Regions from separate parts of the Homo sapiens genome. Here region 2 is linked to region 1. Evidence: chromatin loops called from intact Hi-C (ENCODE). Cell type or tissue: psoas muscle. All regions are shown on one strand. Links, peaks and the distances in the headings refer to the core of each region. The heading gives the core; the rest is flanking DNA.

Region 1 (8,341 bases), core at 16-8,015:
TACCCCTTGTTGCAGCTCTGGTCAGCCAGGTAACCATTGTGCACCTGGAGGCCAGTGGGGCTTTTCAGGTCTCTGAAACCCATGGCATCAGCTGCATCTGAGAGCTGGGTAGCAGCAAAAGGAAGGAACACAGGTTGTGAATGCCTAGCACTAAGAGAGGAAACAGGGTGCCTGGGGTTGTTGTAAAGAGTGAGTGGGAGTAATGACCTTAGAGAAAAGGCCCCCACTAAAATGTGGACTTCATGAAGGCACAGTTTTGCTTTGTTTTATTCCCTCCTGTATCTCCAGTGACTAGAGAGGTACCTGGCAAATAGTAAGTGCTTGATAAACAATTGCTGATAAATGACTGAATGATTAGGAAATAGGTGATTTAGACTTTGTAAGTATGGCCAAATCAATTAAACAGAGTCTCAGATTCTTCATCTATAAAATGAGGAGTTCAAATTGAGCACTTTTTGTTTGTTTGTTTGTTTGTTTGAGACGGAGTCTCACTCTGTCGCCCAAGCTGGAGTGCAGTGGCATGATCTCGACTCACTGCAATCTCCATCTCCCGGGTTCATGCCATTCTCCTGCCTCAGCCTCCTGAGTAGTTGGGACTACAGGTGCCCACCACCATGCTCAGCTAATTTTTTTGTGTTTTTAGTAGAGACGGGGTTTCACCATATTGGCCAGGATGGTCTCGATCTCCTGACCTCGAGATCCGCCAGCCTCGGCCTCTGAAAATGCTGGGATTATAGGCGTGACCCACTGAGCCCAGCCTTGGGTACATTTTAGGATTTCATTTAGCTCTAACATTCCATTGCTGAAAAGAAAAAAAAAAAAAGAAGTTGTTACTGTACCTCCTACTTCACTTTGTCTACTTTACTAGATATATTTTCATCGATAGGCCAGAAAAATTATAGTGAATGTTGTTTGTCTTTCCAGCATCTATTACTTCCTTTCCCCTGCCTAAGAGTACTTAAATTTTCATCTGGGTCTCCCTTGCTGATACGCTTTGAAAGCAGTTGATCACCAGAAATGGACTGTGATTGACCAAAGCCAATCTCAGTAAGCCCATCTCCCTTGATGCAGTGATTGGTTGAGGCCTGGGTTGTCTAATCTAACCAGTTAAGTTAGCATTTCTCTGTCAGAAATGGACTCCTGTCTCCAGACAGACCAGTGAGTTATGGATAAAGGGATTTTTGGGAAAAGTGTTTCTTGGCTCTTCTGAGAGTACAACTGAAAGACATGTTCTCTCTTGTCTGTATCCTTTTATACGTCTCTGTAAGCTTGGAACCATTGTAACCACTGTGGTATCATGAAGGTTGTAAACCTTGGAATAAGCTGACACTGTAGAAGGAAAAGCTGAGAGAGGAAAAATTAAGTCTTTGATAAAATCACTGAACTCTTGCATCAAACCAACCTTAAAGCACACCCTACCTTTTGAATTTCTAGTTCATAAACCAATAAACACCTTAATTATTTACTCAAGCTTGTCTTTGATATTTGCAGTTTTCTTTGAGGAAATAAGTTTAAATTCTTGAATCTTTAGAGTAGGATGAACTGATGATCGTCTATATGATTAGAATGAGCCGTACATGGGGGTGGTGAGGCAGCATTTTCAGCTAGGGATTATTTTTGGCTCTTTGTTCCTCAGAATACTTCTTTTCAGCTTACCTCTCACAACCCCACCTGGGTGATGTAACTCAACTTATTTAGGGTGGATGATGGAAATTTAGATTTTTTTTTTTCAGAACGTCCTAGGGCCCACAGGAGTATTAGGGAAAGCAATACATGAAGAGTTGTACTTAGTTACCAGAACATTTTCATCACCCCCAAAAAGAAACCATGTATCCATTAGCAGTCACTCCGCACTGTGCTTCCCCCAGTCCTTGGCAACCACTAACGTACTTTCTGTCACTGTGGATTTGTCTATTACCCATTTATACATTTTAAACATTTTTTGGCTTAATAATTTACTAACCTCTTAAAATCCTCCCTCTTTGCTCTAATAGCCTTTTTGGTTTAACTTAAATTAGACAGTCAACTAAACTGGAACTCTTCAAATTTAGGTAGGTTCAGTGAATAGCTATGTATTTGACTCCATAAATCTTTACAGTATAAGATATATAAAACTTTATGTTCAGTTATTCTTCTTTTATTTTGTTTTTTCCCTTGATATAAGTTCAGTTCAAGAATACAGAATACTAAAGAAGGAAAAAGAATATGAGAAGTAGGAGGAGGATGAGGAGAAAAAGAAGAAGATGAGTAGGGGGAGGAGGAGGAATATGACAGTATCACAGAGAAAGGAAAATTTTATTGATGAAACCAAAGAAACAGCCACTGTTGGATTCTAGAAAACATTACCCTCCTCCTCTGCAAACAAAAAGGGATGAAGGCTGGGTGTGATGACTCATACCTGTAATCTGTAATCCCAGCACTTTGAAAGGCCAAGGAAGGAGGATTTCTTGAGGCCAGGAGTTTGAGACTAGTCTGGCCAACAGAGTGAGACCCCATCTCTACAAAAAAAAAAAAAAAAAAAAAAAAAAAGAAAAAAAGAAGAAGAAGAAGAAAAAGAAAAAGAAAAAAAAAAAGGATGAAAACCAAAACTGGATCTTACGTGATTTATGTGACGAAAAACATTTTTGAAGCTTCGTAGACTAGGACGAGACCCCCATGGCATATTTCAAAGAAACTCTCCATTTCTATGTTAAACCCTATTTCCTTTCAATAAACGATCTGATTTGGATATGTGAACTTTAAATGCTTTATTAGCCACGAGAAAAGAAGATACAGCAATTTCATCATTTTGGGAAATATAAGAACATCCTTTTACTTTGTAAAGTTTAAGAGATCAGATACATGTTTTTACATAGAACAAAAGAAGAATGATTAAATGTGATATTATGAGTTTTATTTTATAAAGGTAATTTATAATTAACTAAGAATGGATGACATAAAACTAACTGTTCTAGAACAGCATGTAACAAAGCAAAATCTATTGTCTGTCTTTTCTGACTTTTAAGCTTATGAAAGTTTGTTTTGTATTATTTCTTCAAGGAAGATTAACTGAAATTCTGTATATTAAATTTTAACTCTAAAATGGCATTCCTATCACAAACTGTGATGAGAAATGCTGCTTCCAACAGTTTTGGTATCAGAAAAACAGTAGAGCAAATGTTAGAAACAAATTTAAAAAGAGAACTTATTTTCCATCTGTCTAGGCTTGACTACTAGGAAGGGTTTCAATTAAAAGCCATAGCTTCAGAGTAAAGGATGCTTATTTCCAAATTTAGATGGGAAGAGTAACATAAGAAAGGTAGAAGCAGCAGAATGATGAAAAAGTGTTTATGATGAATTAAAAACAATGGCAAATTTTATAAGACTTCTTTCCTAGACGATTGGATCTAATTTCTCTTCATTGAATCTAGGCTAGTCATAGCGATTTCCTTGATGAATAAAGTTCAGTGCCAATATCACTGAGTGACTTCCAAGGCTGGGTCTCCTTGCAGCTTATTCTTGGTCTCTTAGAATGTTTGCTTCCTGTGCTCTTTAGACTCTCCCCTCTTGAGATACTATGTTTTGGAGTCTAGCAGCTGCTGAGTGAGAAGACCCAGCCACATGGAGAAACAGCATGTAGGTGCTTGAGTTAATAGCTCCAGTTGAGCTCCCAGCTGAAAGCCAGCACCGACTGCCTTGTATCTTTGACATCCAGTCCAGCTGAGCCTTCAAATGATCGCAGTTCCAGCCAATATCTAACTGCAACTGTAGGGGGAACTCTAAAGAGAATTGCTCAATTGAGCTCTTCCTGAACTACTAACACCTCACATTGTAAGCAAAATGAAATGGTTGTTTTAAGCTATTAAATTTTGGGGTAATTTGTTATGCCACAAGAGTTAATCGAACAGTCCTGGTTTTTTCAACTGCTCTAACTTCTGTCACATCAAGCTTTGTATGCTGAGGTTGTTAGATTTGCAAGGATAGGAGAACACAATCTGAAAACTTGCAATAAACAAGTCATGTAATTATGAGGTAGCACTATCTCACCAAGGTGAACTTTTAATGATTTTGTTGCTTAGTGAAGAATCTCCTTAAGCCTCTCTCTTATGGCTTCATTACATCTATCAGTAAAAAAAACCAAAAAACAAAACAAAACAAACAAACAAAAAAACCAAACCAAAATAAAACAAAAAATCTACATAATAATGTCCTTTATCTCCACTCGGCTCTTGATCTGAATGACATTAGACAGAAGGGGTCAGTACTCTGCCTGCTTGAACTTTGCTACTAGACACCCTGCCTTTTCCCTCTTCCTCTGAAGGGCTGCCTTTGATTTTAGCACTCCTTGGGCCTGCCAGAATTTCAGCAGTCCCAGTAGGTTCCAGGGCAGACTGTTCTGAGCATGACCTGCTGGCATCAAAACTGGTGTGTGACTAAATTCTGATCTGCCCAAAACATTTTCTTACTTTAGCAACAACAGTTGTTGTTGATGTGCTGCTTCTTCTTTTTTAAACTTAGTGCTTGGGGTTGTTAACTACTATTAGCCCAGATATTAGAAACGTGTTTTTGGTATATCAGTCAGTCCCTGCCCACTATCTGGCATACTCTATATGAAGTTTGAAGCATATTTCAAGCCTTATTTCGAATACCTCTTTAATGGCCTAGGATAAGAGACAAAATTTATACCAACCTGTTTGAAATATTCAATTGTATAAATGCCTCATTCTTTGTTTCACCATTAGGTCACTGAATTTTATTAATCATCTCAAAGTACACACATATCACTTCCCCAGGATTTGTAATAACTATTAACCAGAAACATACCATGTTGGGTTGGTATGATATCTTTGGATGTCAAGTATGTTGGGTCTCTATGGGTGGTAATAGAGGGCAATTGGGTGTCTTTTTTTTTTTTTTTTTTTTGGCAGATCTATTCATTTAAAGCAGAAGTTGCAAACCCAAAAGTCACTGCAACAGCATGCCAATGGGGTTGGCATGGGGTGTTAGGGTATGGGGACTATGAAGTATATGATGAGGTATATGAATGAAGACAGTAAGTTTGTAAATGCATTTTATAGCAGCATTTCTGCATCCTAAAACAAATCCTTTTTGATACCTCAGTTCTTACACTTGTTTTGTCCTTATAGAGGTCATTGTTCTTACAGTGGTTTGTTTTATAACAATGTTTTTAGTTGAACGTCTACAATGGAGACACATTTCGTTTGCATATTAAACTTGTAGGAATAATTATTATTTCCACAAAGAAATATTCATTGTCTCATTTTGCACAAAATCTGTGGGGAAGTCAACCTTTCATTTTCTCATTTTCTTTCCTTTTTTTTTTTTTTTTGAGACGGAGTCTTCTCAAATCATCGCAACCTCCACCTCCCAGGTTCAAGCAATTCTCCTGCCTCCACCTCTCAAGTAGCTGGGATTACAGGCATCTGCCACCACGCCCAGCTAATTTTTTTTATCTTTAGTAGAGACAGGGTTTCACCATGTAGGCCAGGTTGATTTCAATCTCCTGACCTCAGGTGATCCTCCTGCCTCAGCCTCCCAAAGTGCTGGGATTACAGGCGTGAGCCACAGCGCCCAGCCTAACTTCCCACTTTCTTTTTTTTTTTTTTTTGAGATGGAGTCTTGCTCTGTGGCCCAGGCTGGAGTGCAGTGGTGTGATCTTGTCTCACTGCAAGCTCCACCTCCCAGGTTCATGCCATTCTCCTGCCTCAACCTCCTGAGTAGCTGGGACTACAGGCACCTGCCACCATGCCCAGCTAATTTTTTTGTATTTTTAGTAGAGACGGGGTTTCACCATGTTAGCCAGGATGGTCTCGATCTCCTGACCTCGTGATCCGCCCACCTTGGCCTCCCAATGTGCTGGGATTACAGGCATGAACCACTGCGCCCGTCCCGTTTTCCCACTTTCTACACAAACATGAATGCAAAGAAATATTTCTGTGTTCTAAGAAAGTCAGCTGTCCACATATAGTGATAAATGGCAATCCATACTTGGTTTGCATGTTAGAGAAAAACAGAAAGTGGTAGTTACTGGGTTGAACTGAAGAGTACAGGCAGCTTCTAAAAAGGACATTGTCACCCAGTTCTACCTATGTGTCATGTGTGAATGTCATAATATGGGCCAAGTTCTCCCATGTTACCTGATTTCCCATGGAAAGCTGGATTTGGGATAAACATCTTCTGATTCCAAATATTGGCAACCAAGTCAATTTATAAATGAATGAGTGAGTTAAACTCAGCACATTGTGAAAATAAATGGCTTGAGGGCTGCCAATGGAGCATGTATCTTTAATCTAAAGGGTTGTTATAGTTTTGGGCTTTTTAAATGATTATGATGTATATCATTATTAATAGCAAACATTGAGCAGGTATAACCAAGGACAATTTTCTAGACAGAGAATCTGGCTCAAACACAGAAGTAACATCTCAAGAAGGACATGTGTGAGACAAATCCAATGTGGAATATACAGATGCGGATAAATGGGATTAGGACTACTTGGACCCCAGTCAGGAAGAGAGAAGAGTCTTCTCTCAAGTATATCTGCCAAGGATTATTCATCTGTTTCGTAACAATGAAGGAATAAAAATTGATATAGAATCTATTAAAATACACTTCCTCCAGACAATTATTTATGTGTAGGTTGTGGACTAGGGGTGGGAGAGCAGGACTGGTGTGGCTGAGACATTGGTTAAAAACTGAATTTAAACATGAGCTAGATTTTTTTTTTTTTTTTTTTTTTTTTTTTTAGACAGAGTGTCGCTCTGTTACCCAGGCTGGAGTGCAGTGGCATGATCTCGGCTCACTGCAACCTCTGCCTCCTGGGTTCAGGCTATTCTAGTGCCTCAGCATCCCTAGTAGCTGGGATTATAGGCATGCACCACCATGCCCGGCTAATTTTTTGTGTTTTTAGTAGAGACAGGGTTTTGCCATGTTGCCCAGGCTGCTCTGGAACCCCTGAGCTCAGGCAATCAGCCCACCTCAGTCTCCCAAAGTGCTGGGATTACAGGTGTGAGCCACTGCGCCTGGCCTACTAAAAGATTTTTTAATGAAGCTATCTCCTGGGATCTGCCCTGAATTGAGTCCAGGACAGTATGTCAAACCACTTCTTTTCCTTGAGCTCAGTTAATTGGTGGACTTCTGCCCAGGCTGAACTGGGAGATCTTATTTTTCACCCCATCCTAATTTGCAGAAATTGCCAAAACTTTTAAAATGTGGCCTTGAATTGGGCAAAAAAAAATTTATTTATTTTATTTATTTTTATTTTTATTTTATTTTTTTGAGACAGAGTCTCGCTCTGTTGCCCAGGCTGGAGTGCAGTGGCATGATCTCGGCTCACTGCAAGCTCCGCCTCCTGGGTTCATGCCATTCTCCTGCCTCAGCCTCCCAAGTAGCTGGGACTACAGGTGTCTGCCACCACGCCCGGCTAATTTTTTTGTATTTTTAGTAGAGACAGGGTTTCACTGCGTTAGCCAGGATGGTTTCGATCTCCTGTCCTCATGATCTGCCCATCTCAGCCTCCCAAAGTGCTGGGATTACAGGCTTGAGCCACCGCGCCCGGCCCGAATTGGGCATAATTTTTAAGGAGGGGGCTGTCTTTCTGCCTTCAGTGTTTGGTGGAATAAGAGGATTGTCCCAAAACAGTGGTTGTAGATATCTATGTAGTATTGCACTAGCATCAGAAAGCCCAGCTATTCCAGAGATTGACTCTCTCTGGGGAGCTCATAGAGATAGTAGATTCCGTTCATACATGAGAGTGGCTTTTGAGTGCTTTTCCTAGGCACTCAATGTTGAAGCACTTCAAGAATCACTAAAATCCAGTCCACTTTGTCTTGAAGAACCTCAGAATCTTCATTTATTTATTTATCTTGCTATTTCTCCACCTTTAAAGGAATTTCGGAATCTTGATAACATTTCTTTACCCACTTCTACCCCCATTTCTAATTTTGAATAAACTTTCAACCAAGACAGGACCAGTCCCGATTCAACCAAATGTAGGCTGAAGGGCCAGAGTTTGGGATGGGGATGCTTTGGGCAGGGAAATAAAATACGCCTTCTCATTAGACACAAGAATCAGCAAGTGTGTGCACTATCAAAAAGCACAAAGGAATTTAAAGATACAAATTACAAGGAGGCAAATCAGAAAGATTGCTAAATCTGTAGCTGCAGAGGCAAGAAATAAAGTTAGGGTGAGGATTAGAGAGAAAAAAAGAAAATAATCCTGGATAAAACAGAAGTGAGATTTCTGGTGAGGGCTCTCTTCCTGCTTGTAGACAGCCACCTTCTTGCTGGATCCTCACATGGTAGAGAGAGAATGTGATTTCGATCTCTTTTTGTCTTATTGTA
Region 2 (8,341 bases), core at 309-8,308, 51 kb before region 1:
TAAGATGGCAGGCACCACTGCATTTACAAAAAAAAAAAAAAAAAAAAGCATAATAGATATGGGTCAGGAACTTAATACAAATATTACATTATCTCTTCTGGATTTTGTGATGTCTATGTAGGCATTTTGCATTAAAAATTATAATTTGTTATGTTTTTTCTTTCCAAATAAATGTTCATTTTTGGAATAAATTTTTTATTGTTTTAGTTAAAGAGAACCCCCAGACTGAAAATGTTACAGGCCTCACAAATCGGTATTTGCCCTTCATTCCATCTATTCCCCACTAATTAAACCAAATCCTCTTCTTAGTCTGTGATTAGTTTAGAGGTGGACAGTCTCTGCCCATTGGCTGTGAACCAGGAAGCAGGTAGCCCTCATTGCTTGCAGTTATCTTGATGGACACCAACTCAAGAGGCAGGCAGAACTGAGAGGACTTTGGAGACTGAGGGAACTGTGCTTGAAACCTGATCTATCTTTGGACACACAATATAGAAGTTCTCTAGTATTTATAATATCAGAATTTTCACAAGCAAAGCTCATTCTTATATTTAGTTGAATAGTTGAAATTATAAAGCTAGGTTAAAATGCAAACAAATGTAGAAAAATAGTGCTCATTTTTCTAAAGGATTTTCCATTGGTATGGAAACCATTCTAATCATTACATCTCTGATAGTTTATAGCATTGAAGCTATAAGAAAGTATCAATTTGGATGTTTTAAGGTACTACTTTATTAAATGTTAATTTATTTTAAAACTGCTGATTTATTCAATGTTAAAATACAGAAGACTAGGAATAAGAAAAAATGAATTCAGGTATGCCTCTAGAAATTTCATTTTGATGTACTTCCTTCTGATCATTTTTCTATGTATATGTTTTATTTGAAAAAATCTTTATGATAGTTTAATACAATTTTATCTTCTCCTTTTTTTCTATTATTCCCTATGACCCTAGTGATTTAGCACAGAAGGGCCTCCATGTTCACAAATTCAGGGGGCTTTTTTCACATTGTAGCCTATGTGAACGGCGTCCACTGGAGTTGTGCAGTAAATAGCCTGTGTGACTGTATGAGGCAGCCATTTACATCTGGGCGTCTAAGCCTTCATGTTTACCTAGAGCATCTTATGGTACCATCCCAACTACAGATTTGGGAATAAAAGGCAGGGCAAACCACTCCTGGCTGCCTTCCAGTACCATCATATAAATTTAATATTCAGCCTTTGTGCTTTTTCTCAGGCTGGCTTTGTCTGTAGCTGTGTCTCACAGCTGTCCTCTTACAAGGTTACATCTATGCCTTTTCTTCACCTTGGAATAATCTGCTGACTCCAGTGTATGAAAAAAAAGTGTTAAGTAAATTAACTTCATGGCTGTTTTAATGATCACATTTCATTGTTATATCATTTTGGATGGTTCCAATTTGACTTCCTTCTGTCAGTTTCTTTGGATTGATTTTCTATCGGCTCATTTTCAGAAATCTATACTGTTATTATCCTTGCCCTATCTCGAGAAACAGTTAATCTTCATGATTCTAATTTTCTTTTTGTCAAAAAGTGAAATATTACTCATAACTCTATAAAGGTACCTAAATAATGGTGAAAAGACAAATTACATAACTATTTGTAATGGCAAAATATCCTATTTCTTTAATAGTGAAAATACTAACTTACTGGTAACTGCAGACATATTTTTACACCTAATTGATAATTTTTAGTTCTCTGATAGCTCCTGCCAATTCCTCTTACGCACGTATTTTGCCAATATAGGATGTGGGTAGGTGAGGGATTACTCAGAAAAACGGAACCTCATTCTTGGCTGATAGGATGATGAACTGTGTGATAAAATGCATAACCTTTTCCTCCACCCTTGGTTCACAAAACTTTTAGTTTTCTAACTTTCATTTTATGCAAACAGGGTTGGCTGCTCAAACCAAGCTTTTGAGAGAGTACAGCAAACAAAGCAATTTCTTAAAAGTTTAAGCCCCTCCTCTACAAAAGGAAAGAAAGGGGTGAGAATTAAAAGCGAGAGAGGTAGAAAAGGAAGGCTAGGTTGTTAGAAAAAGAGACAAGAGAGGCAAGGGAGGGGTGAAGGAGGAGGAGCAGGAGTGAGAGAAGCAAAGTAATCTGGACAATTATTTTGCCTAAAAGTTTGAGATTGAATTGAAAAGTTTCTGCTTGAATTGATGTAGGAAATTAAGCAGTTTGATCTTTGTTCTGATATTTGTCTTGCAATAAGACCATTTTATGTATCAAATGTTATGTAGAGAAAGACTAGGTATTATTTTTCTGAGACTCCAGAGAACCTAGACACCTGTCTAAATTATATGAAAGTTCTGTAAAGTTATTAGCAAATATATATACATATATATATATACACACATATATATACATATATATATATACACACATATATATACATATATATATACACACACATATATATACATATATATATATACACACATATATATATTTTGAGATGGAGTTTCGCTCTTGTTGCCCAGGCTGGAGTGCAGTGGTGCAATCTCGGCTCACTGTAACCTCTGCCTCCCAGATTCAAGTGATTCTCTTGCCTCAGCCTCCCAAGTAGCTGGGATTACAGGCATGTGCCACCACGCCCAGCTAATTTTTGTATTTTTAGCAGAGATGGGGTTTCACCATGTTAGTCAGGCTGGTCTTGAACTCCTGACCTCAGGTAATCCACCGGCCTCGGCCTCCCAAATATTTTTATAAAACATATTCTATAGTATAAATACTCTGTGGAGGGTGCCACCAAAGTTGATATTAAACCTTGCTTTTTTTTGAGACAGGGTCTCACTCTGTCCCCCAGGCTGGAGTACAGTGGTGCAATCTTGGCTCACTGCAGCCTTGACCTCCCCCGTGCTCAGGTAATCCTCCCACTTCAGCCTCCTGAGTAGCTGGGATGACAGGCGCACACCACCATGCATGCCGCCATGCCTGGCTAGTTTTTCATGGCTGGCTAATTTGTTTTGTTATATTTTTTGTAGAGATGAGGTTTCACCATGTTGCCCAGGCTGGCCTTGAACACCTGGGCTCAGGCGATCTGTCCACCTTGGCCTCCCAAAGTATTAGGATTATAGGCATGAACCACTGTACCCGGCCTTAAAAAAAAAAAAAGACAGAGATTCACTGTGTCTCCCAGGCTGATTTCTAATTGCTGGGCTCAAGCGATTCTCCCACCTCAGCCTCCAGAGTAGCTGGGACTGCAGGTTCACACCACTGTGCCCAGCCAATGCTATTCTTCAAACAGCCCAATGGGAGCAGAAAATATACTATGTGTGCTCAAGTCATCTACACCATGGCTGTCTGTGTTACTAGTGTGTTTGAAATTTTACAGATCAGTAAGAATTTCAGTGGCTCACTAGGCTTTATGAACCAATATATGTAGGAGTGGGTTACCCAGCAACCACTCTATGGCTTTAAGATGAGAAGGTAGGGGAAGTGAGGAAGTCACACTTACCTGCCTGCTGCCTGCCTTCCTTCTCCCATAGCCATGCTCTTGGCTGGGGAGAAAGGGTAGATGTAGAGCCTCCAAGAGCTGCAGAACTATTAAAAATCCAGTGGGTTTCTTTCATAAACACATAGATGCTTTTCTAAATCCAACAGAAATCTGACTCCCTGACCTGATTGTTAGGCTTGTGGTCAGAATCCCAGCACATGAACTGGCACTGCTGCTGGGAATTATGAGTCACCCTTTCATGTTCTTCCTGGTGTTGAAGCAAGTCTCTGCAGAGGAAAAAGAGCAATCTGTCAGGTGAGCTCATCACTGTTATCGTCACTGTCTAAGCTCTAACTTCCCAAGAGACCATGCAATGTATGTGAAAGAGCCCTTTTCGAATTCCAGAAACATCACTGTCTCATTACGTGACCTTGGACATGGTTACTTAAGTTCTCAGAGTCTCAGTTTTCTTGGTTAAAATGGAAGAGTTGTCACCGAAACTTAAATAGTTAATGTATGGGAAGTATCATGCAGATCTAGAAAAGTGAAAATATTATTTTATAATACTGTGGACACAGTATAAAGCACATTAGATATTATTTATACCCTCTACATTTTGAAAAGCTTTTGAGATATCTACAACATAAGAAGAGGAGAAAGGAAAGACCCATCAAATAGTAGATGACTATTTGTTAGGTCCTTATTCACTCGGCACTTATTGGTCAATATTCTATGCAAGGTCTGTGGGTTACTGTGGTGATACGAGAATCTGTAAGATATATGGCATGTCTTTAAAGAGTTTATAAATCTAGGAGGAAAGATTGAACATAGACACAAGCAATTCAGAAGAGAACATGTGCTCTGTTTAAAATGTGCACATAAAGTAACTGCTATAGCACTTCAAAGCAGACTAATTCTGAGGAAGACTCACTGTAGAAGAAAGGCAATCCAAGCCAGTTCCAACATGTGTTGAGTATCCATTATGAGGACTGCTCAGGTATTTGTATATTCAATAAGGACTCTCAGATAAAAGAAACTGCCTGAGTCAAGACATGAAGGTAGAAATACATATATAAGGTGCAGCAGGGAACAACAATGAGCTCATGTGGAAGCAGTGCCCTAATAAAGAAAGATAAACTTGAAATCATTTTGAAGAAGTGCATAACATCATGGATGCCCTTACATATAAATCCAACATTTGGTCTTTTGTCCTGTAGATAGTGCAAGTAATGCATCCTATGGAAGCCCTTAAGAAGAATAAATAAATAAATATATATATATATATATATATATATATATATACATTTTTGAGATAGAGTCTTGCTCTGTCGCAGGTTGGAGTGCAGTGGTGTGATCTCGACTCACTGCAGCCTCTGCCTCCCAGATTCAAGAAATGCAGCCTCCGGAGTAGCTGAGACTACAGGCACACGCCACCACGTCCAGCTAATTTTTGTATTTTTAGTAGAGACAGGGTTTCACCATGGTGGCCAGGATGGTCTCGATCTCCTTACCTTGCGATCCGCCTGCCTCGGTCTCCCAAAGTACTGGGATTACAGGCATGAGCCACTGCGCCTGGCCTAAAAATCTTTTTAAAAAAATATTTTTGTTCTGCTTGCGGATTTATCATACGTGGTCTTCCTCTCTGTTGAACTGGATTGGCTCTGATTCTGGGAAAGATTATGTAAGAATTCTTCATTTTTGATAATAGAATTTCAACTTTGTTATCAGCTATTCTAGAACCCAAAGCTTCTGGAAATTTCTTTTATTTATTTATTTATTTTGAGGTGGAGTCTTGCTCTGTTACCCAGGCTGGAGTGCAGTGGTGAGATCTTGGTTCACTGCAACCTCCGCCTCCCTGGTTCAAGTGATTCCCCTGACTCAGCCTCCTGAGTAGCTGGGACTACAGGCATCCACCACCATGCCCAGCTAATTTTTGTATTTTTAGTGGAGACGGGATTTCACCATGTTGGCCAGGCTGGTCTTGAACTCCTGACTTCAGGTGATCTGCCCGCCTTGGCCTCCTAAAATGTTGGGATTACAGGCATGAGCCACTGCGCCTGGCCTAGAAATTTCTTAAGGCAATAAAATATAGTGGTTGAAACTCCTGGCACCACTCTTTTGTATACTGGTACCGAAAGAAGGTTTAAACAATTGACAATTGGAAGAGACTGTCTTAGAGATACGTTGTCTCCTTAATGTCCCAACTCACTAGAACTCAAATATTAACATTTGTATCAGTCAGGGTTTAGTCAGGAAAAAAGAAACCACACCAACTATTTTAAGAGATAATTTACACAGGGAAATTTAGTTATATAGATATTGGAGGACTGACAGGGGAAAAAGGAACAAATACACAGGGAAAGTAATTGCAGAAAGCAGCTGCTACCACTAGGCCTGGGGGGAAAGGTGAAAGGTTGGGGTTGTTGGAAACTACAAGCTTGGAGAAGGTGGAAGCTGGAATCCAGACCTCTGAGGTGAGGAAGCTGCCTGGATGGCACTGGTGCTTCAGAACGCAGAGGAGAGTCCAGTGGAGCTGGAACCCAGATTTCAGAAGATGCTCTGAGAGAGTGGCATGAACTAGGTTCTGGGAGATGGGGAAATAGTGGAAACTGGAACCAACTGCTACTAGAAAAAGCTAGAACTGCTGGCGTGAAGAACCACAGCTAGGTGATACTGACAAGAATAGCAAGCAAACGGGAAGGAGTGTGTTCCACCTCCTTCCTCCCGTCTGTTCTCTCTCTAGCTCCCCCATTGGCAGAATCTAACCGGAAGCCAGGTGGCAAAAATGACACTGGAGGTTACCCACAACCGGCTTCAGCATCACAAGGCCAAATATGGAAGAGCGGGTTTGATCCTGAAAGAGTACTAATAACTAGCACTGCAGACACACAATTCACCAGGATAACTTATTTACAATTGAGAATTTTGAAATCTGTACCAGAGTTCTGATTCAGTAGTTGTAGAGTGGGGCTTAGAAATCTTCACCTTTGAAACAGCCTTGAATAATTTGATGCAGGACATCTTCTAAACACCCTTTCAGAAATGCTGCTCTAGTCTGTCTAAGCTAAATCCCTGAATCAAGTTAGAACAAGGCTTGGTGACATGCTCAACTCCACTAATTTAGGAGTTAAACTCAATAATTAATTTTACTTTCTTAAGTTTTTTCATAAAAAATGCTTATATGAAGAATGCCTCTGAGGTATCTTCAAAAACTGCAATTTAAAAATTTGTCCATTGTGGTATGCCACATCTCGCATTCACATATAATGTTTATAATTCTAAAACATATAAAAAGGAAATGATTAAAATAGAAACTTTGAATGAGATAATATATACAATTTCATGTGAGAAGATAGGTTTTTCACATGAACTTGTATGTTTTTTCTTGTCAGTCAAAAGAAAAGAAAAGAAATAACACTTTGCATTTCTCTTTTGCTTTGGCTGCCAGGAAGCTCAGAGTCATTCAGTAGAATCTCATCCAAGGCTTCTGTTTGGATAATTTTATTTTTACATTTTTAAAAACTGTGAATTGCTTCATCTTTTTTCTTGAAACATATTGAACAATAAATTCATATAGGAATTAAAATTATACATATTTTTCAAAATGCTTTTACATATACTACCTTGAAGTTCTCACTTATTAAACTCAAGGTATAATAAAGGCCCAAATTGATGTCCTCTTAGAAGAAATTCATCTGCTGTGGCAGTTTTGAGAAGGTACTGGTCTTCAATATGAAATAATTTTTTCATACAAATATGTGTCATTAATATATCCTCTAGGATTCTTTACACTTTATAAGCTAGATTAAAAGCCTATTGAGTGCTGGGCATGGGGGCTCACGTCTGTAATCCCAGCAATTTGGGAGGCCAAGGCAGTCAGATTATTTGAGGCCAGGAGTTTGAGACCAGCCTGGACAAGAGGGTAAAACTCCATCTCTACTCAAAACACAAAAATTAACTGGGTGTGGTGGTGCGGGCCTGTAGTCCCAGCTACTTAGAAAGCTGAGACATGGGGAGAATCACTTGAACCTGGGAGGCAAAGGTTGCAGTGAGCCAAGATGGCACCATTGCATTCCAGCCTGGGCGACAGAGCAAGACTGTCTCCAGAAAAAAAAAAGCCTATTGATACAATTCTACCTTTTTAATATTTAATTTATTTCTACTGTTTATATAGTCATACCTTAGAAACTTGAGAATGACAATAAAACATTATTATGCTAGGAGTAGGCAATCTGTTAAAAATTCAGACACAGAGTGCTATAGGCCAGGGGTGTCCAATCTTTTGGCTTCTCCGGGCCCCACTGAAAGAAGAATTGTCTGGGCCACACATGAAATACACTAACACTAACGATAGCTGATGAGCTTAAAAAAATCGCAAAAAAAGTCTTATAATTTTAAAAGAGTTTATGAATTTGTGTTGGGCCATATTGAAAGTGTCCTGGGCCACATGCATGGATAAGCTTGCTCTAGGCAAATAAGATGTCTTAGATCTGAGTGGGCTTATAGTAGATTGACATGGAACTGGTTTTATTTTTCTGCAATAACTTACCACCTTGCAGAATTTCTTTTATTTATTTATTTATTTATTTATTTTTGAGATGGAGTCTCACTCTGTTGCCCAGGCTAGAGTGCAGTGGCACGATCATGGCTCACTGCAACCTCCCGGGTTCAAACCTCCCGAGTAGCTGGGACTACAGGCATGCCCCATCATGCCTGGCTAATTTTTGTGTTTTCTAGTAGAGACAGGGTTTTGCCATGTTGGCCAGGCTAGTCTCGAACTCCTGACCTCAAGTGATCTGCCCGCCTTCATTTATAGACATCATATTGTGTATAATGCCTGAGAAAGTACATAATAGTGAAATAAACATCCTAGACACTTACTTTATA

Evidence for each region. Hi-C counts contacts between places; a loop is a spot of excess contacts. Peaks named below come from ENCODE experiments on the same cell type or tissue, not always from the same donor. Only the 100,000 strongest peaks of a DNase experiment are listed, where the experiment ranks them.
Region 2: a loop joins it to region 1, with 2.8 times the contacts of the local background. A loop is called at or near these places in 5 of 110 quality-filtered maps.

What each region holds. Positions count from the first base shown.
Region 1 is chr6:63,471,876-63,480,216 of GRCh38, reverse strand. It overlaps a transcript of LGSN not described here and the pseudogene EEF1B2P5. Among named protein-coding and RNA genes, the nearest start is that of PTP4A1, 96 kb to the left of the region's middle. In psoas muscle, for the core only: a CTCF peak has its summit at 3,761; DNase peaks (open chromatin) are centred at 3,676 and 4,356; H3K4me3 peaks cover 1,210 bases; H3K27ac peaks cover 3,236 bases.
Region 2 is chr6:63,523,219-63,531,559 of GRCh38, reverse strand. It overlaps a transcript of LGSN not described here and a transcript of PTP4A1 not described here. Among named protein-coding and RNA genes, the nearest start is that of PTP4A1, 45 kb to the left of the region's middle. In psoas muscle, for the core only: no CTCF peak of the experiment used is centred there; a DNase peak (open chromatin) is centred at 3,679; H3K4me3 peaks cover 1,288 bases; H3K27ac peaks cover 4,019 bases.